2 separate regions of the Homo sapiens genome follow, and region 1 is linked to region 2. Evidence: chromatin loops called from intact Hi-C (ENCODE). Cell type or tissue: B cell. All regions are shown on one strand. Each heading gives the region's core, and the rest is flanking DNA. Links, peaks and the distances in the headings are about the cores only.

Evidence for each region. Peaks named below come from ENCODE experiments on the same cell type or tissue, not always from the same donor. Only the 100,000 strongest peaks of a DNase experiment are listed, where the experiment ranks them.
Region 1: a loop joins it to region 2, with 2.2 times the contacts of the local background. A loop is called at or near these places in 1 of 110 quality-filtered maps.

What each region holds. Positions count from the first base shown.
Region 1 is chr1:158,255,826-158,266,945 of GRCh38, reverse strand. It overlaps CD1A (CD1a molecule), which reads right to left. Exons shown (of 6, transcript NM_001763.3): 3 at 10,664-10,942; 4 at 9,882-10,160; 5 at 9,435-9,525; 6 at 8,677-9,265. The coding sequence ends at 9,256. It also overlaps the pseudogene HMGN1P5. Among named protein-coding and RNA genes, the nearest start is that of CD1A, 7.0 kb to the right of the region's middle. In B cell, for the core only: no CTCF peak of the experiment used is centred there; a DNase peak (open chromatin) is centred at 8,197; H3K27ac peaks cover 522 bases.
Region 2 is chr1:158,198,654-158,209,773 of GRCh38, reverse strand. No RefSeq gene overlaps it. Among named protein-coding and RNA genes, the nearest start is that of CD1D, 23 kb to the right of the region's middle. In B cell, for the core only: CTCF peaks have their summits at 5,576 and 5,777 (motif pointing left); a DNase peak (open chromatin) is centred at 5,803; H3K4me3 peaks cover 830 bases; H3K27ac peaks cover 1,180 bases.

The DNA of each region.
Region 1 (11,120 bases), core at 5,887-10,886, 55 kb before region 2:
GACTTCGTCAAAAAAAAGAAAAAGAAAAGGACAAATCTTCAGACAAAAAATTGCAAACAAAAGGGGAAAGAGGAGCAAAGGGAAAACAGGCCGACGTGGGTAATCAAGAAACTAAAGATTTACTTCAGAAAACGGAAAAACTAAAATCGAGGAGAGTCCAGCCTCTGAAGCTGCAGAGAAAGAAGCCAAGTCTGATTAGTATTACATTCCATGTCTTATCGGTCTTCCCTGTCTCCCTTCTTGTACAACCTGGGGGAATATTTTTATGAACTATTTTGTAAACAAAAGTTTTTCAGTAGCTCTAGAAACATTTTTAAGAAAGAGTGAATCCCATCTCACCTCATTTTTTAAGTGCAAGTGCTTTTTTTTTAAAGGTGAAATCATTCTCTGGTTGTTTATTTTTGGTACCAGAAAATAGTATGGAATATCGAATTATGGGAGGCTTTGTCTTGGGTGTCAGCTTAACATTCCATGGATGGGGGGTTAGCTTTTATATCCTATAATACAAAGCGTACTAAATGGCAATGTGGAGTCACAGTCCTGCCTTTAATGTCTTGAACATTTTAAATTACTTCTAGTCCCATGTTTTTTGTCAGTAGAATTGTTTCCTAAAGGAAACCACTCCTTCATAATGGCTCTCCCTGTCAGAATTGTGTGCACTCTGTAACATCTTTGGTGGTGGTAGTCCTGTTTTTCTAATAACTTTGTTACCATGCTGTGAAATACTAAAAATTTGAGTGTGTAGTGTATATGCTATTCAATTGTGAGTTGGTGGGACATCTGTTAACAGCTTATCAACATGTGAAGATACTGGTACTTGGTAGCCTCTTAAGGAAAATTTGCCTCCAAATTTTAAGCAGGAAAGTTACTGGAACAACTTTAAAAAATAATTACAATACATGGCTTTTTAGATTTTCAGTACATATATTAAGAATTGAAATATCTGTGTACTGACCCTCAACACAACCAATAAAATCTCAATTATAAAAGAAAAAAAGTGGTACTATTTGATGTGTACAACTCTAATTGCAATACAGGTATTGTACTGTATGCTTCGTGTATTGATGCATTGCATTCAGCACTTTCTTGAAGACCTTCGCAACAGTCTGGTCTGTTGTTTCTACACATGTATACTTAATCAACAAACATCTCCAAATTCATATATGGGTGTATATCTCATATATGTTATATATACCCATTTTATTGTTAGAATTCCAAATAGTTTTCTTAATTGTCTACGCATTAATTTTTCTCAGTGTGTAGTTTGTTGAAGAGAAATTCTTAATTTTACAAAGTAAAATTCAACTATTTTTTTTTGGGACAGAGTCTCACTTCTGTCACCCAGGCTGGAGTGCAGTGGTGCAATCTTGGCTCACCACAACCTCCATCTCCTGGGTTCAAGCTATTCTCCTGCCTCAGCCTCCTGAGTAGCTGGGATTACTGTAATCCCACCCCCAGCTAATTTTTGTATTTTTAGAAGAGACAGGGTTTTGCCATGTTGTCCAGTCTGGACTGGAACTCCTGACCTCAGGTGATCCAGCCACCTTGGCCTCCCAAAGTGCTGGGATTACAGGCATGAGCCACTGCACCCAGCCCCAGTCCAAATTTTAAATGGCTGCTGTCCTCTGCCAATTTTTGGAAGCTTGACAAAGACAGCTTAGGAATTTTAGATAAATAGAGCAAATGATAAGCCTTTGGAAATGCATAGGAAACAAAATGACTATTCATAGAACCAAATACAAGCCTTACAGTAGAAACTAAAAAACACCAATTGTTTTATATGTATGTAAATATAAGTAAAACCCAAAGGAGAACAAACAGCAAATAAATGAAAATTAAAAGCAAAACCAACAGGAAAATAACTCCCAAATTTTCTCTTACTTAGTTTACCTTGGAGTCTACAGTGTTATCCAGGGCCTAAAAAAATATGATATTCTGTTTCTGATATACTAATTAATGTGTTTAAGTCCACCAGTACCACTCTACATTTTGTGCAATTAAGAAATTCACTTTAGGCATGTAACCAATAAGTACCTTAGTGCTAGTACTTTCTATGTAGAATAACAAATACAGTGTGAAACAAAGCAATGCAAGCATTTATGTAAAATTTGACTCCATGTTAAATCTGGCTTCAGGCTTAACTATATTTAAAAAGAATTATCAAACTGCCAATGTATTTATTTATAATAATTCTTATTGTACCTTCATCAAGACTAAGAGCTTTAACGGTGAACAATGTTAATTAGTCAAATGTCTCCAATTTTCTATCAGTTTTTAAAGGATATTTACTATATAAACTTTTCAACTTTTTATTTTCTGTTTATGTACATGAAGATAAACACACAGAGAAACAGAAAGAAAACAACATATGACTTCAACAAGGCATCTGTGTCATGCTTGAACTTTCTGTTTTGTCCTAAATTTTTTTTAAAAAATTCATTTATTTTTAGGAAAAAAAAAATGCTGTCAGATTGTTTTCTCAGGGGACACACATACACTGTTGGTGGGAGTGTAAATTAGTTCAACCATTGTGGAAAGAAGTATGGTGATTCCTCCAACAGCTGAAAACAGAAATATCCATTCAACCCAGCAATCCATTACTAGGTATATACCCAGAGAAATATAAATCATTCTACCGTAAAGACACATGCACACAAATGTTCACTGAAGCACTATTCACAATAGCAAACATGGATTCAACCTAAATGCCCATCAACGACAGATTAGATAAAGGAAATGTAGTACCTATGCACCATGTAATACTATGCAGCCATAAAAAAGAATGAGATCATATCTTTTGTGGGAACATGGAAGGAGCTGGAGGCCGTTATCTTTAGCAAACTGATGCAAGAACAGAAAACAAAATACCACATATTCTTACTTTTAAGTGGGAACTAAATGATTAGAGTTCATGAGCACCAAGAAGAAAACAACACGCAACACGCACTGGGGCCTCCTTGAGGATGGAGGATGAGAGGAGGGAGAGGAGCAGAAAAAAATAACTATTGGGTACTAAGCTTAGTACCTGGGTGATGACATAATCTGTACAACAAACTTCCACAACATGAGTTTACTATATAAAAAACCTGCACACGTACCCCAAACCTAAAATAAAAGTCTAAAAGAAAAGATACTTGTATAAAATTATCCTCTTTTCTTTTTAACCTTTCTTGCCAAAAATACATCTTTATGTTCTTAACTTTCTTCACATCTCTCTTCCCTACTTGCTGGTTCCTTTCTACCTTATTTCATAAATAAGTTTTTCGAGTCCATAATTGGGATCAAACTTTAGAAAACATTTGAATTAGACAAAATTATTCCATTTCTCAATAAGAAAACACCTTCTTTGGCAGGTTTTATATACTAAATTATATATTAACTACAATTCTTATTCTTAGTAACCTTAAATTTTAGTGAAAACTAGGAAGCAAGAAATCTTTAACTGTCTATCAAATATTTGCATTTTATAGATGAAAACATTCCACAATTTATAAAAACATGTTTCTCCATATCATAACCCTTTCTTAACTGGAAATGAGCCAGACATCCAAGAAGCATCAAAAATAATTTTAAGATTTTAAATTACACAAAAAGCTCACCTACAAGCATGTATCCCATTTACATGTATTCAATTCTTTCATCTTTTTAAACAATTTATAGGTCAGGCGCAGTGGCTCACGCCTGTAATCCCAGCACTTTGGGAGACCGAGGCAGGCGGATCACGAGGTCAGGAGATCAAGACCATCCTGGCTAACACGGTGAAACCCCGTCCCTACTAAAAATACAAAAAATTAGCCGGGCCTGGTGGCGGGCGCCTGTAGTCCCAGCTACTCGGGAGGCTGAGGCAGGAGAATGGCGCGAACCCGGGAGGCAGAGCTTGCAGTGAGCCGAGATCGCGCCACTGGACTCCAACCTGGGCGACAGAGCGAGACTCCGTCTCAAAAAAAGAAAAAAAAAAATTTATATAAGTGGGTTCTGAAAACTGAGATATTAGACAAAGGTAGTCGTCATTTCAGGTTATTGCTCTGTTGACCATTATTTGTAGCCTATGAATATTAGGTGCTCACCTAAGTAAGCAACTTAAATACATAGGTATTTTTGCCAATAACTTAGAAGATTCAACTGTTTTTATTAAACTAACAACATTTACTTAGTCTTATTTGCCAAAGAAGGCACACAAACAAAGATCATTTTGTTTTGGCTGGGTTTATACTTTTATAACCCTCTGTGCCAAACACTGACACCTCAAAGTATCTAGCAAAGACAATTATAAAACCCAGACGAAAATGTATTCTAACACTGTTAAGACATTCTTATTTTTTTATTACTAATGACTTTAAAGCCAGCTTTTTAAATAAACATTTACTTAAGTCACATAAAATTGAAAATTCCTTAGATTTATTTATTTAGTGTATAAGATGCTCTTTTATTTATAAGCCAATTTGGTAGACACAACATACAACATAATAAATGTACATACACATAAACACATATAAACATGTATACACATACACACACAAAGATCCAATAGCTTTTACCTTGGAACTCTAGCCATGAGATAGCAATACCAAACCACTGGTTTAGGAACATGTTCACATGGCTCAAGTTTGTTTGCCCCAATATGTAATCCAATGAAAGCTTTGAACCAAAATTTGGGTAAAGCAGTTTCCATGGCCGTTTGATTATTAAAGGCTAAATTTCCCCAGGCTCCAAAGACCACTAGGGCCAAACAGCACTATAGAAGAACATCATGTACTAACCAGGTCCAACCCTGCTTAGAACAGCAGCCTAAAAGCTTAGATACATGTAACACCATAACACCGTTCCACTGTCTCACTCAACAGCATGACCCATGGAGAAGCCAAACTTCTCCAGATTCCAAAGAACACTGAAGCCAAACAGTGCTACAAAATATTATCAGTTTATCAAATTCTGATTTCCTGTGACTATATTAACACACACAAATAAACAAGCAATCACTAAAACACTGTCCAATTGCTGCAGCAACCAACGAGTTCCAATATCAATCAGTTGGGCTTGTTCAACCTGCAAATGGAAATTCCTCCAGAATTCCCCAAATTGAGAGGAGAAGATCCCACTGTCTGGTACCCACAAAAGACATTCACCCATCCAGACTCAGATGACACATTTCAAAGGCTGCTCTTCCTAGGCAATCAGAAACACAGCTGGGGCTGGCAGAGGTAGGGCCAGAGAAAGAAAAACCAACACCCACCTGTAGCCAAAAAAGTGTTGGGCAGCTGCTTAGGAGGACTTTTGAGACTCTCCCTGCCCACAGCAGCCAAGTTACTAGCAATACATTCCCAGCCAGGGAACTAAACCTTGTCAAAAACAACTAAAACCTACCAATCTACCGCATCTGGACAACGAGATGCCAGACTCCTCACCCATCATGATTGCTTAAGCAACCACCTGCTTGCTGTTGACCAATTCTTCTTCCTTACCTCTCCCTAATTCCTATTTTGCCACACAGGGTTCTGTTTCTTCCCTGCCCTATAAATCCCTAATTTTAGTCAATCAAGGAAATGGATTTGAGATTGATTTCCTATCTCCTCGGCTGCAGCAGTCAATTAAAGGCAATACTCATTGCCTCGGTAACTGGTTTTTATGTGGCAAGCAGCAGGCCGTAGACCAAACTCCTGGCATTTTAATAACACTAGGTTGCCTTTGCATTCCTATGAAAATCCTAAGAGTATATATTTTTGCCTCCATTTAACCAAAGAAAAGAAGGAAGATCAGGGAACCTTTCCAAAGTCACTCACTTAGCAGCAGATGCAGCACTTTTATTCCTGGTCAGAAATATATGAAAAGTTCAAGAGAGTAATTAATTCAGGCAGCATAGTTAAAAACAGGACAGTGTAAGAGTTTAAAAAGATAAGCACACATATAAGAAAAAAACTACAGGTCAGGTATTCCTAATGTGAAAATCTGAAATGCAAAATGCTCCAGAATTTAAAACATTTTGAGCACTGACACGATGCTGAAAGAAAATGCTCGTTGGAGCATTTCAAGTTTCAGATTTCCAGATTAGGGATGCTCGGCTGGTGGGTGTATGGAAATGTTCTAAAGCCCCCCCAAAAATCTGAAATCTGAAACACCTGTGATTCCAAGCATTTCAGATAAAGAATACTCAACCTGCGAAAGAAAAGAAATCAATTTTAAAGTATAGCCAATCCCAAGAAGGGAGGAGGAGGAAGATGGAAATAAAGAGGAATACTTCAACCAAGAGTAAAATCAGCTAAGTGTCCCCTAGGGTCCATGTACATCAGATAGGATGCTTTCAAGCACAAACAGGAGAAAACCCAACTTGATAGGCTGAAACAGTAAAGGAAATGTATCATCTAACATCACTGAGAAGTCCAGGGTTCATTCAGGCTTTGGATACAGTTTAATCTGGACTCTTCTGAGAGTCCGTTGCCTCTACTTTCTTGCCTGTGTGATTTCTCTGGTGCTGAAAAAAAAATGACTTGAGCTGTTTCAAGCTCTATACCTCACACCATACCATCCAGGACAAGAGAGAGCCTCTCTTTTCCCTATTGTCAAACACAAGAATCAGGCGTCATGTAAACAGTGTCATTTTAGAACAAGTACATAGCCCTGAACCACCACTCTGAGCAAGGGTAAGTGGGATCTATATGATGATTGGCTTAAATCTCAGGTTACCTTCCATCCTTTAGCCTATCACATTGTAAAGAATGAGTTATCATGATTGCCTTAGGCTGACCACTAGAGCTGAAGGTGGTATCAACCAACCAAAAGCCAGATGACTACTATGCAAATGTGGCAAGGTGGATTCAAACCCAAATGGGTTGGAACCAATCATGTCAAACACAGGTAAAAAGACTGCAGCTGTCCCATTCTTTGCTCTCCTCTATCCCATATTTTTCTTTTCCCCTTCACCCATTACAAGTTCAGTTTCCAAAAATTTCCATATACGCAGCCACTGCCAACTGCACCTGGTCTGCCTGGATGTTTCCCTTGCCTTGGGCCCCTCTTCTCAGTATCCTAAACAAATTAGAGCTAAGTCCTTTTCCCCAAGTTCAACTCTAATAAGTTACTATACTAGAAAACTGAGAAATAAACAACAAGAAATGAAAGTGGCAACCTGCAGAATCATAAGAAATATTTGTTGAATTCATGAATCCTAAAGTAATTGAAGTCTAGCTATGGATATCTTGACAAATACTACCATCTACCATCTGGGGTCAATAGTCAATCCTCATCATTCAAAAATGTTATATTTGCTAATTTGTCTACTTGCCAAATTTTATTTGTAACCCCTAGATATATATTCATAGCATATTCACAATCATTCATGAATATATGCAGTGAGGTACAAAATTTGAGTCCCCCAAAGAACATGTTCCTAACTAAGGTCGAAAAAGGTGGTGCTTTGTCTTCATGTTCCAGCTCTCACACAGTAAACAAGTGTCCTTTTTGTAGTCTATATAGTGCCAACTTCTGCACATTTTTGGGTTTTTGGTTGGTGATTTCACAATCTTAAATGGTCCCAAGTGTAGTGCTTAAGTGCTGTCGCATTTTCCTAAGCATAAGAAAGCTGTGACATGCCTTACAGAGATAAATAAATAAATAAATAAAAATAATAAATAAATAAATAAATAAAATAAATAAATAAATAAAAATAAATCAACAGTGCAGTACATGCAGGAAAAGGGGGAGGAAATTCACCCATCTGTAGGTGAGGCTGCTTGGGAAAGTAACATCTATAATGCTATGCTGAAGCTATGGGAAAATAGCTACATTTGTGGATTCATGAAATGACAACCATTTTTTTTAAGTGTAGTGGACAGCAATGTTGTGAAGCTGAAAACCAAAGAAATTTGTGATCATGTTAACCAAGGTCAGGAATATATTAAACACTTCGTAGATAGTGTTTTATTATAAAGAAATACTGCATATAATGAATTAATTATATATACATATATAAAATAAGATGTTTTTAAACAGAAACACACATAAAACCAGCTTATGTATTCACCAGTTGACAAAAATGTTGTGAAAAATCTCACAAGAGCCTAACACCTGTATTTCCCCTGGGAACAATGGCTCATTGCTCACAAATTCAGTATTTGCAGCAACTGCACACAACATAACTGCCATGAATAATGAGAAGGTGCAGTAGGTACATTACTTGCCTTGATCTCACTTCAATCTTCAGGAGTAACACTCTTGTTCCCTTTTTTGATCATTTTCAATTCAGTGACACACTTGTACTACATCTCAGGCATCACCAGCATCAGTGCCTCACAAATTTTAATGGACATGTGAGTATCCTGCTGATTTTCCAAAACACAAATTATAATTCAGTAAACCTAAGGTGAGGCCCACATTCTACCTTTCTAACAAGCTCCAATGTGAGAACTCTGCTGCTTTTCCCTGAACCACTGAATAGTAAAGATATACATCCTGCCTTGCATACCTGGAACAATAATTTAACTCGAAGAGCTCTCTATAGTTGAATGATAGGAGTAGTAAGAGGCAAAATTGTGTTTCTCCTCTGGAGCTCAGAGAACAAACTATAGAACTAGGAATGTGTAAAATTTCCTCCAAGTGAGAAGACTTTTAAGCAGAAGAGTATCAAATGTCTCAACTACTTCAAAAGCACCAGGAAGGAAAAGAATAAGAAAACACTACAAATTTGGCATAAATTCAACACAGAGTTTTATTGAGAACATGTTTCATGCAGGCAAGATCCTTCACCAGGGATGCATATATTAAAAATACATGTACTTTGCATTGAAGGAGCTGAAAAATTAGAAGGAAAGGGGGGATCTAAATAACTGCAATGAAGAAGAGGAAGTGAGGAGCACAGTTAGCAAAGTACGGCTAAAATGTGGCGGGAGTTCAGACCAGGAAGAGACTGCTTCCCACTTGTAAGTCAGGGAAGGCCCTCTGGAGTAAGGGATATCTAAAACAGGCCTGATGATCCATTAATAGTTGAACATGTGGAGGTTGCTAGGACCCCATTCCATCTGGAGATAAAATTTGAATTTAAAAGTCCCAGAACCCAGGTCAGAACAACAAATCCTGCAAAATTAAATTGAGCTTATATTGACAAACAATCATTAATCAGAAACAAGCAAAAATAACAAAATTTTTACAAAGAGAGTTGAGAGGACGTCATCATCACGATGTGTTCAGGTGTGTCTGGAGCCCTTGGGCTGCTGGTCTCTCACCCCAAAAGGAGAAGGGTGACGAGGAGGCTCATGGTGTGTCTTAACAGAAACTGGATGAGAACAGAGATAGAAGTCACTCTGAATAAGGTGGAGCTGAGAATTGAGGAGCAAGAGGGAAGGGGACTGGGGAGAGAAGAACTGAGGAGAGAAAAACAAAAAACATGGGAAGAAAAGTGGGGTAGAGGCTAAGAGTAGGAAAGACACATGCAAAGAACTCACCAGCGTTTCCTGAACCAAAGCGCAAGACCTATCAGAAGAAGTAAAGGCACTATCACCGCCAAGATGATGAAGCCCACGGAACTGTGATGCTCTGTGAATTTGGGGAGACACCAAGGATGTTATAATCCATCCCATTTTACCTCATCCACTCCCTATTTCACTGCATTCCCTGGGCTTCTTTTTTTCATTTGAGTATCCAACTTACCAATCTCCTTTTTTTCTATGTTTTTCTCTCATCCCTGCTCAGAGATGGATTCTTCAGTTAACCCTCAGCATCCTCCTGCATCTACAGGGCCCTCATTTTCAACATTTCCATTTCTTAGATTATCTATTTTTATTCATGTTTGGGCTATAATCCCTAAAATCCTAAAATTTTCAGCTTGCCCTCCCTCTATGCCTGAGGTCCACTTCCTGGCATTTCCAGCCTGGGCCTTAGCTTTTTCTCACCCCAGTAGAGGACGATGTCCTGGCCCTCTAGACTGCTGTGCTTCACCCGACAGGACAGGTCAGCTGCCTCCCCAGCGGCCACCTCCAGGGTTGCGCGGAGATACCATGTCCCATCAGCACTGGGCAAGATGTCCCCTCGCTGAGTGCCCTGCTGCTCCTGCTCACCCCGCATCCACATCACCCACACGGGCTTTGGGTAGAATCCTGAGACATGGCACACAAGCTGCAGATGGCCAGGGCCAGGACTGGGGCCATGGGACAGCCAGGCCTCGGGCTTCACTGCAAAGGACAGAAAAGATATTCAAATACAGACTTGGAGTTTCATATCTCCACAACAGTTTAGAAGTTTAGATAGACACATTGTTCCCATTTCTCTTTTTTTTTTTTTTGAGACAGGGTCTCACTCTGTCACTATGCTGCAATGCAGTGGCATAATTATAAATTATAGCTCACTGTAACCTCAAACTGTTAGGCTCAAGCGATCCTCCTGCCTCAGCCTCTTAAGTAACTGGGACTACAGGTGTGTACCACCATGACTGGCTAACTTATTTTTATTTTTTAGAGACACTGGTCTCACTCTGTTGCTCAGGCTGGTCTGGGACTCCTGCCCTTAAGAAGTCCTCCAGCCTCAGCTTCCCAAAGTACTGGGATTACAGATGTGAGGCACTGCACCCAGCCTTTCCCACTTCTGGGTGGCTCTTCCTTATTCTAAATTGGAAGGAGGTGGTGGAAGGGTATGATTTTCAAATCAAAACTTCTTGGAGGGAGAGTGCAGGACTGACCTTGCCGCTGGAGATGTGCCTTTCCTGCATCAAGAAGACCCAAGATGAAACGTGGGCAGGTGTCACTGAGAAGATTGTGTGTTATGTCATTTTCATGCTGATTCTGATTGAGCACTTTGCAGAAATGCTTGGCCATATTCCCAGCCACTGGATATGGCAACCATGAATTGTTCTGGAAGCTCACAAAGTCTGATCCTTGATAAGCTAACTGCAAGAAGCTTCCTGAGACCTTTCCAGAGTGCAGCTCACAGCCTCCTGTCACCTGTATCTCAAAAGGATCTGGGGTTATGAAATAGAGGAAAGAGGGAGAAAAAAATATAAAATGAAATGAGTAGAAGCAAAGATTATAGAAGCAGAAGGGGGAAGTGTGCAGGGTTTGACATAATGGAATAAAATTTGGTTTGGTCAGGGATTCAGAGAAAGAGGAATTGGTGGGAGCTGTAGGTGGAGGAAAAGA
Region 2 (11,120 bases), core at 3,892-8,891:
GAATATAAAGATGTATGAATTTACAAGGACCAAAACTCTATTCTTAATGGAATATATGTCTTAGCTAGTACAGCAGATTTCTCTTTCTTTTCTTTGCCTCCACTCTACTGACAAATTCCCATATGAAAGGTCAAGAACCAAAGTTCAATATGTTTGGTCACACAAATTCCGAATTCTTCCACTAAACCATCTCTCTCCCTCTCCCTCTCACTTTCTACCTTCTTCATTCGCTTTCCTTTTCACATATGAATTCCAGTTTTCATCCACAATGAAGCAGCAGGTACCTGTATATAAATACCCATCATTGGATAGGGATGAGAAATTCACGTTTCTTTGGATGCATGAGCACAACAATCACTGAAGCCATCATAAAGCCCAATGTCATATTTCCCCTTAATTGAGAGGACAAAATATATATCTCTTTAAAGACTCAAACCACAAGAGTTTAGTATCACATGGCTAAGAAAAAGGAGAATTTAAAAGCTACAGAAAAGATAAAAATAGTTGCTTTTAAAACTAAAGGATTTTTTGGCCACCAATTACTCCTATAAAGTTTATGCAGAATTCTGCTTACAGCCATGATGAACTAATTAGACCTGGACTTAACTTCCCACTATAAACAACTAGGAAATGGCAAAAAATATGAAACAACTGGTTTCAGATATTAACCATGATCCATTAGCGAATAGAAACAAACAAAATCAGCCATGTGACAGCTGTAGTTCAATGCACAGATGCACTTTCCAGACTACTATGTTGGAGGACAAAGAGTCTCAAAGAGAGCATGACATGCATGCTGAGTTAAGGAGATAGAGAGGGAGTTTGGGGAGGCTGTGGTGGCTGTCATTTGTAAAACAATGTACTAGAAAAGGGGCACTTAGGTACACAAAGACTGCATAGGACTTCCCTTGAGTCTGTTGACAAATACAAAGCTGTCCACACATACTACAAAATTTCACAAGGCATGGCAAAGAATGACTAAGGTTTCATGAGCTGTAAAATCAAAATCCCCTGAACTCACACAGAGTAGGAAAATTTTTGAATTCTGAATAATTAGAATGGGGAGTCTTAGTGGAATAGCCAGGGCATTCAATAATAACTCCAAGATCATAATGACTTGTAATATGATGACATAGCCTCAAAATAGACTATTTTACACCTACCCTAATAAAGCTTCAAAACAAGCCTTGTAAAGCTCAATCTGATCCTTAAATAATTTAACAGCATGCCATAACAAAGTCCAACACTTTAAAATAAGAAAACAAAATCTTGAGCTTAACAACACAAAATTCATAATGTTTAGCATCAAATCTCAAATTGCTAGACATTACAACCAACCAGAAAACCATTAACAAAATGGCAGCAATAAGTCTTAACCTACCAATAATAACTTTGAATGTAAGTAGATCCAATTTCCCATTTAAAACATATAGACTGGCTTAGTGGATTAAAAAAAAAAAAAACTACCCAACAATATGTTTCCTAGAAGGGATTTGCTTCACCTTAAAGGACACTTATAGACTGAAAGTAAAGGGATGAAAAAAGATATTCCATGCAAATGGAAATCACAGGACAGCATAAGTAGCTATACTTATTTTGGCCAAAATAGACCTTAGGTAACAAAAAAACTATGAAGAGAGACAAAGAAGGTCATTATAGAGTGATAAAGGGATTGATTCACCTTAAGGATATAACAATTGTAAATATATATGCACCCAACATTGGAGCAACTAAATGTGTAAAGCAAACATTAATAGATTTAAAAGGAGACACAGACTGCAACACAATAGTAGTGGAAGATTTCAATAACCCACTTTCAACAATAGCCATACCATCCAGACATAAAACAATAATAAGGAAACACTGGACTTGAACTACACTTTAGACCAAATAGACCTAGCAGAAATATATAGAACATTCCCCCCAACAGCAACGAAATACATATTATTTTCAAATACATATAGAAAATTCTCCAGAATAGATTATATGCCAGGCCACAAAAGAAGTCTTAATAAATTTAAGAAGATTGAAATTATAACAATTATCTTTTTGGCTACAACAGAATAAAACTAGAAAGCAATAACAGAATAAATTATGGAAAATTAACAAATATGTGGAAATTAAACCTTATGCTCTGGAATAACTATTGGGTCAAAGAAGAAATTAAGAAGAAAATTTAAAAATATCTTGAGGCGGCCGGGCGCGGTGGCTCACGCCTGTAATCCCAGCACTTTGGGAGGCCGAGGCGGGCGGATCACGAGGTCAGGAGATCGAGACCATCCTGGCTAACACGGTGAAACCCCGTCTCTACTAAAAATACAAAAAAAAATTAGCTGGGCGTGGTAGCGGGCGCCTGTAGTCCCAGCTACTTGGGAGGCTGAGGCAGGAGAATGGCGTGAACCCGGGAGGCGGAGCTTGCAGTGAGCCAAGACAGCGCCACTGCAGTCCAGCCTGGGTGAAAGAGCGAGACTCCGTCTCAAAAAAAAAAAATAAAATAAAAATAAAAATAAAAATATCTTGAGGCAAATGAAAATGGCAACATAACATACCAAAATGTGTAGGATGCAGCAAAACAGAGTTCTAAGAAGGAGGTTTAAAGGAATAAATTCCTGCATCCAAAAAGAAGAAAGATCTCAAATAAACAACCTAACACTACACCTCAAGGAAACTGGAAAAAGAAGAACAAAATAAGCCCAAAGTTAGCAGAAGGAAAGAATAACAAAAATCAGAGTAACACCTAGAAAAACAATAGATAAGGTCAACTAAACTAAGAGTTGGTTTTTTGGAAAGCTAAACAAAATTGACAAACCCTTAGCTATACTAAGCAAAAAAAAAAAAACAAAAACAAAAAAAAAAGAGCAAGAAAGAAGACTCAAATAAATAAAATAAAAAATGAAACAGGAGGCCGGGCGTGGTGGTTCACACCTGGAATCCCAGCACTTTGGGAGGCAGAGGCAGGCGGATCACTTGAGGGCAAGAGTTTGAGACCAGCCTGGCCAACATGGAAAAACCTGGTCTCTACTAATAATACAAAAATTAGCTGGGCGTGGTGGCAGGTGTCTGTAATTCCAGCTACTCAGAAGGCTGAGGCAGGAGAATCACTTGAACCTGGGAGGCAGAAGTTATAGTGAGCTGAGATTGTGTCACTATGCTTCAGCCTGGGCAACAGAGCAAGACTCCATCTAAAAAAAAAAAAGAGGCCGAGCACGGTGGCTCACGCCTGTAATCCAAGCACTTTGGGAGGCCAAGGCGGGTGGATCACCTGAGGTCAGGAGTTCAAGAACCAGCCTGTCCAACATGGTGAAACCCCAACTCTACTGAAAATACAAAAATTAGCTGGGTGAGGAGGCGGGTGTATGTAATCCCAGCTACTTGGGGAGGCTGAGGCAGGATAATCGCTTGAACCTGGGAGGCAGAGTTTGCAGTGAGCCGAGATCACACTATTGCACTCCAGCCTGGGCAAAAGAGTGAGACTCAGTTTCACCAAAAAAAAGAGGAGCAATTACAACTGATAAGACAGAAATACAAAGGATCACAAGAGACTGCTATGAACAACTATACGACAAGAAATTAGATGACCTAGAAGAAATAAATTCCTAGAAACTCGTAACCCAATAAGACTTGAATTATGAAGAAATCAGAAATCTGAATAGACCAATAACAAGTAAGATATTGAACAAGTATTAAATGTCTCTTCAAAAAAAAAAAAAAGAAAAAAAAACCCAGGACCGTATGGCTTTGCAGCTGAATTCTTTACCAAACATTAAAGAAGATCTAATACCAATCCTCCATTCCATCATCTGGAGAATAGTAAGAAATGCGAATTCCTGAATTTATCCCTGAACCAAAGAATTAGAAACTCCAGACCCAATGATTTTTAAAAAGCCTTCCAGGTGGTTCTGATGCCCACTTAAGTTGAGAGTCCCTGATAAAGGAGCATATTTCATAACCTTGGAGAAAGAGTAAATAATTTACTCAAGTAAATAACAATTACCATAAAGAAACATGTCAATAAACTATATCCCATTAAGAAGAAAATCTTTTTATCAAAATATAGCTTTAAGAGAGTAAAAGGAAAACTACAGATTGGTAAAGAAAAAATATGTACATAGATATATAATCACAATACATGTATCCAACAAAGAACTAGTACCCACAAAATATAAAGAACTTCAAATAAAGAAAACATAGACACCCCCCACCCCAAAAAAAAAAACCCAAAAACCTAAACAGGCATTTCACAAAAGAATATATCCAAATGGTTTAACTGCATATGAAAACATGTTAAGTTCCATTCATCAACAGGGAAATATGAACTAAAACAACAATTAGATACACTACACTCCCATCAGAGTGGCAAAAGTTAAGAGTTAGTAACACCAAATATTGGCAAGGATGCAGAAAAGATGGAAGGCAAAACTGGTGTAACCATTATGAAAAACTGTTCTCCAGTATCTATTAAATGTAAGCAATATTTCTAACCTATCACCAAGCAATTTTATTTCTATGTTTATTCACAAAAGACATGAGTGTTTATGTTCACAAAAAGACGTGTACAAAAGTATTTAAAGCAACATTATTAAAAATAGCTAAAATCTGGAAACAATTCAAATGACTACCCCAAGTACAATGGATAAATTGTGGTACATTTTACACAATGGAATACTACACCACAATGAAAAAGAGTGAACTACTGCTACATGCCACAACATGGATAAATCTCACAGAAATAATGTTGAATGAAAGAAAGCAAGCTGGGGCAACATGGTGAAACCCCATCTCTACAAAAAATACAAAAATTAGCCAGGTATGGTGGCACCCACCTGTAATCCCAGCTACTCGGGAGGTTGAGGCTAAAGTGAGCCAAGATCACACCACTGCACAGAGCGAGACCCTGTCTCAAAAAAAAAGAAAAGAAAAAAGAAATTACGAAGGCAAACAAAAAATAGTACTGGCCAAGATTCCAGTAATGTGAAGTTCAAAAATAGAACTAATAGATTATTAGTTCTCTTTTAAAGAGCGTTGAATGGGAAAAGGAGCCATGAAGGAGAGTTCTGGGTGCTGAAAATGTTCTTTATCAGGGTAGTAGGTTATGCTTGGGTTTCTTACAGGAAGCCGACTCTAAAACAGGAAAGGAGAGAAAGCCAAAGTAAACTATATTAACGTGGGGAGCTTTATAAATGACTTTACTTTGGGGCATGTTATCAGATACTAAGGCTAATATATTGGAAAGAATAAAACAAGAAAGGAGAGAAAGTCAATAGAGTGGTACTATCAAGCTGGTCGCCACTATGGAAAACTGGATCTGACCTCGCCGGAATCCTCTGATGAGCAATGAAGATCTTGCCTCAGAATTGTCCACCTGAGGGGTATGAAAGGAACACAAAGCCCTGACTCCCATCCCCTAATAGTCACGGATTGCCCATTGGGTCTTAATTCCCCCACACTTTCAGTTTTGAGCATTCATAAATGCTAAGTAGCTTCTCACAGGTGTCCCAACCACATTGTGAATAAAGACTTAGTGCAAAAAAGCAGCGGATATGCAGTGAGCTGAGCTGAGGTTCTGTAACCAAGAGCCTCACCAAGGGCTGGAGGAAAACAAATGGGCTGAGGTGTAAGGCACGGTACAAGAGATGTCTGCTACTGCTATGTTTTAAGGTCAAATGAAGAATATATAGACACAACATAAAAAATCAAATTTTTTTCCATAGGAAAACTTCAATATTCCACAGCCTGTTCAATAACTGTTTAACTTTCAGTGCCACCTAGTGGTGACATTCACAAGCATCATGTTACAGCTCTTTAACGGTTTCAAGGGAAAATCCTCATAATATTGTATGTGGTTCAACGTCACTCCATTATGAGTTGAAAATCCCGTGCCTGATGTAGAACACTCACCTGCAGTAACAGCTGTTCATCTGTTGGGACCCTTATCTTAACTCACCACTTTCAGAAGAGCAGACAAACTCAATTTGGTACTTGTAAGTAAACTATATTGATGTGGGGAGCTTTGTAGATAAGACCTCACTGTATATGGAGAATTTTAGCTGCCTCTGGGCTACTTCCCCCGTATTTTATCTCAAAGTTACCGTCATTGTTAAATGAGATCTCCATATTGCATCTGTAATCTAAAAATCCTAATTTCTCTAGCCTCCTGGAGTCAGTGTTTACTTAAATCTCCAAATTAAAGTATACCAAATGAATTCCATTAAGCCAAGTTAATTATTATAAAACCAAAGTTAAATAATGTTTTTCTCATTTTATCTTTGTTGTATTAAAAGTATATTCATTAGCATCAAGTCTTTTTCATATGAAAAAAATATTCATGGTGAAAAAAAACTAATTGGTGAATCAAATATGAATTTCACCTATACAAAGGGTTTGCATTTGTGAGTTTTCTTTTGTACCCATTATTTCTTAAAAATTCAATTTTTCTAGATTTCCAAATTGATTTCAATGTTTCTATATGACATTTTATCCATTATAATCCATTATAAATCATAGTTTGTGTTGGTTTTGCTGCTATTCATATTTATTTAAAGTTTTAGATAGAGCAAAGGTAGCTTGTTAACACATTAATGCATTTCTAATCAAATTTCCATGATTGTCCTTTGTCCTGAATTGGATTACCATATTGCTAATTTGGTTCTCTTACCAACTTTGCAAATTGTATACTATTTATGCAGGCTAGGGACTGAGTAAAAAGCATAGAATGGAATTAAATGTTCTTTGTTGTATAGACAATGATTATGTCACCTACAAATAAATGTAGTAGACTTATTATTTTCCAGTTTATGACTTTAACTTCTTGCCTTTGCCTAATTAATTCTTAACTAATGAGACTGGGACATCCAGTACAGTGCTGAATAGATATGCAGAGCACAGACATTCTTGCCTTGTTCCCAACATAAGAAAAGTGTACAATATCACCATTAAGTGTTATGTTAGCTATAACTTTTTGTTGTTGCTTTTTGTCAAATTGAGGAAATTCCTTTTTATTTCTAATTTACTAGTAGCTTTTTGTCATAAACAGATGTTGAATGTTTCGAAACTTCTGTTTATCCATTCAAATAAACACATGATTATTTTTCTATAATTCTCTACATTCTCCTATATTTTGAATATAGGAATTATATAGGAACAAAATATAGGAGAATATAGGAATAAAGTATCGGCAAATTATTGAGATTAATTACACTTTAATTTTCAAATATTAAGACAATCTTTCTTTTCTGTGATAAACCCCACATAATCATGATTTAATAATCTTTTATATATTGCTAGATTTTATTAAACTATTTAAAGATGTTTGTGTCTAACTTTATGAGTAATATTATTCTGAATTTTCTTTTCTTGTAATTTGTTTATAAAGTTTCAGTATTAGGAATATGCTATCTTCCTAAAGTAAGATTTTAAGTAAGATTGATATTTTTTCTTCTTTAAATGTTTGATAGAATTCACAAAGCCTTCTGGGTGATGCTTTGTCTTTATAAGAGGGATTTTTAAAACAAAATATGTTAATATTTGTTATTTATTATTTTATTTTTGCTTTATTGTACTTATTATTTACTATTTATTTGTTATTTTAATAACAAATTATCATCATAGAGCTATTCAAATGTTCTTTCTGTCTCACTTTCAGTAAATTGAGTTCATTAAGGATTTTTTTCATTTAAAAGTACATTTTCAAATATATTGGTATAAATTTTTTCATTAAATTTTCAACTTATCTCTTTAATAATAAGATTTGTTATAATATTCTTTTTTATTGTTAATACTGGTAATTTGTTATTTTTCTCTTTTTTCTTGATCATTCTTGCTAGGAAGCTATCAATTTTATTAATCTCAAAACTAAACATTTGGCGTTATTTTCTCTATTGTTTGTTTTGTTTTATTGATTTCTTCTTTATCTTTATTATTATCTCCTATTTATGTTGGGTTTACTTTGCTCTTTTTGTTCTTGCTTTTTAAGGTGGAAGTTAGCTCACTGATATTAAACATTCCTTCTTGTTGTTCTATAACATTAATATTTGAAGCTCTGAAGTTCCTGTTTTCACCACGTTTAAAGTGTCTCACATAATTCGATACGTTGTATCTTTATTATCATTTATTTAAAAATGTTTTCTAATTTCTTTTTTGAATTCTTTACTAATCCATGAAATATTTAGAATTGTGTTGCTTAATTTTTAAATATTTGAGTATTTTTTAGATTTCTTATTGTTATTGATTCTAAATTCAATTCCATTGTGATCAGAGAACATACTCAGTGATTTCAGTTCTTTCATGTTTATTTAGACTTTTTTATGGCTCAGCATGTGGTCTACCATGGTAAATGTCCTATGTGTGCAGGAAAAGAACACATATATTCAGAAGTTATTAGATGTAATGTTCAATAGGTGTATATCAGGCCATATTGATTGGTAGTATTGTTCAAATCTTCTATATCTTTATTGATTTCTGTTCAGTTTATCAGTTGCTGAAAGAAAGTGTGTTAAAAATCTCCAACCATGTTTGTGATTTAATTTTTACTTTGTTTTTATTAATCTATTTATCATTAATTTTGAAATGTTATTATTAAGTGCATTGCCATTTATAATTTTTATTTCTTCTTTGTGAACTGATTAATTTATTTATTATTATAAAGTATTCCACTTATTTACTATTTTCAATTCTTTTCCATCCTTCTTTTATATCTGAGTTTATAACTTGTATTATTTCTCTTCATCTTGACAGACTTCTTTTAGCATTTCTTAGTAGGTCTACAGGCAACAAATTCCCTGCACTTTCATTTTCATTTTCAAAATGTCTTTATTTCACTTTTATTTGTAAAGGATATTTTTGCTGCAAGTAGAATTCTAAGTTGATGGGTTGTTTCTTCTTGCTTGTTTGTTCTTAGTAATTTAAAGATGTGTTTTATTCCCTCTTCTCTGGCTTCCATTTCTAGTAAGAAGTCAATTGCCATTCTTCCCATTGTTCCCCTGGATGTGCTGTCTTTTTTCATGGTTGTTTTTAAAATTATCTTATCATTGGTTTTCAGCAGCTTATCTATGCTGAAAAGTTTCTCTATGCTTTGCTCTGTCAGCAGTTTGACTATGACATGCCATGGCATAGTTTCTTTGTATTTATTCTGTTTGAAATTCACTAGGATTTCTGAACTTATAGATTAATATTTTTCAATTTAGGGAAAATTTGGTCATTATTTCTTAAAAGATTATTTCTGCCCGAGTCTAATTATTATTTTAAAAAGTTGTAGACACTGTATAGATTTATAAATATTTCAGTATTTTTTCTCTATGTCTTATTTTGGATGATTTCTATTGACCTTTCTTCAAGACAATTGACTCTTCCTTCTGCATTGCTTGTTCTACTGTTAAGGCCACCAGGTATGTTTTTGTTTTTCAGAATTCATTCTATGAGTTTCTTTTCTAATTTTTATTTATTTTACAAGATTCTTCATATATTCATCCATTCATTTTATCTTATAATTTCCCAAATATATTTATAATACTAGTTTTTAAAATCCTTTTCTGTCAGTTCCAATGTCTGGGTTATCTGTGAATTTGTTGCTTTTGATTTGTTGATTTTCTTATGGGTCCCTTTTTTTTACATCTGTGGTCATGTTTTATGTCATACTGAACACAGTATTTACATCTGTGGTCATGTTTTATGGTATACTGAACGTAGTACATGGATAACAGTGAAGACTGACTTACGCAACTCTTTTGCTTTGTTTTTATTTCCGGGCATGCGCAATCTCTTCTATGTGTGGCTGCCAAAGTAGGAAAGTGATTATTCATATTTCACTGAGTATCGGGTTAATCTTGAACTAAGCAGCAATTTTTAAGATTGAATTCATCACTGGTTAGGCTTTCCTCCTGATGCCACAGCTGATTCTACCAAAGCCTAATTTCTTTTTTCTTTCTTTTTTTTTTTTTTAGACGGAGTTTCGCTCTTATTGCCCAGACTAGAGTGCGATGGTGCGATCTCGGCTCACTACAACCTCCGCCTCCCAGGTTCAAGTGATTCTCCTGCCTCAGCCTCCTGAATATCTGGGATTACAGGTGCCCGCTACCATGCCCGGGTAATTTTTGTATTTTTTAGTAGAGATGGGGTTTCACCATATTGGTGAGGCTGGTCTCGAACTCCTGACCTTGTTATCCGCCCGCCTCGCCTCCCTAAGTGCTGGGATTACAGGCATGAGCCACTGCGCCCGGCCTCCAAAGCCTAATGTCTTTGATCTTATCAATGTTCAATCCTGGAGCCTAGTGTGTCTTGGACCTGCGTTTTACCTTTTGAATCAGTAGGAGCAGAACTCTGTTCCCAGGCACCACAAGAATACGTAAGACTAGAAAGTTGTTTCTGCTTTTTTCCTTTTTTTTTTTTTTTTTTTTTTGAGACGGAGTCTCGCTCTGTCACCCAGGCTGGAGTGTGCAGTGGCGCGGTGCGGGCTCACTGCAAGCTCCGGCTCCCGGGTTCACGCCGTTCTCCTGCCTCAGCCTCCCCAGTAGCTGGGACTACAGGCGCCCGCCACCACGCCTGGCTAATTTTTTTTTTTTTTTTTTTTTTTTTTGTATTTTTAGTAGAGATGGGGTTTCACCGTGTTAGCCAGGATGGTCTTGATCTCTTGACCTCGTGATCCGCCCGCCTCTGCCTCCCAAAATGCTGGGATTACAGGCGTGAGCCACCGCGCCCGGCCTGTTTCTGCTTTTTAGCCTCACCCTATTCTCAGTAAAATGGGAATGGGACGCCAGAAAGCATTTCTGAGTTAAGTATATTATTGCTGCATTTGGGAGTCTTCTAGACTCCAGTGTCCCTGCCTGGCCACCAAAGTGCCAACAGCTCATCTATCTCAGTCTTTGGCAGGCTTTCTTCTCCGCCTTTGCCTCCACAAACTGCCACTGCTTAACGGTCACTCACAAAGGGCTCCCCTCTCTGAAAATTAGTCCTTCTGGACTTTTCTTGCAACTACCATTCTTCAGTAGTTTCATAAATGAGTAAGAGTTTTATAACATCTGAGGGGTGGGGGTTTTTTTATGTTACCATAGGAGCAAATGTGTTCCACATCCTTTCACACGCTACACAGAAAATTGTATGTTGTGTTTAAATCATAGCCAAATTGC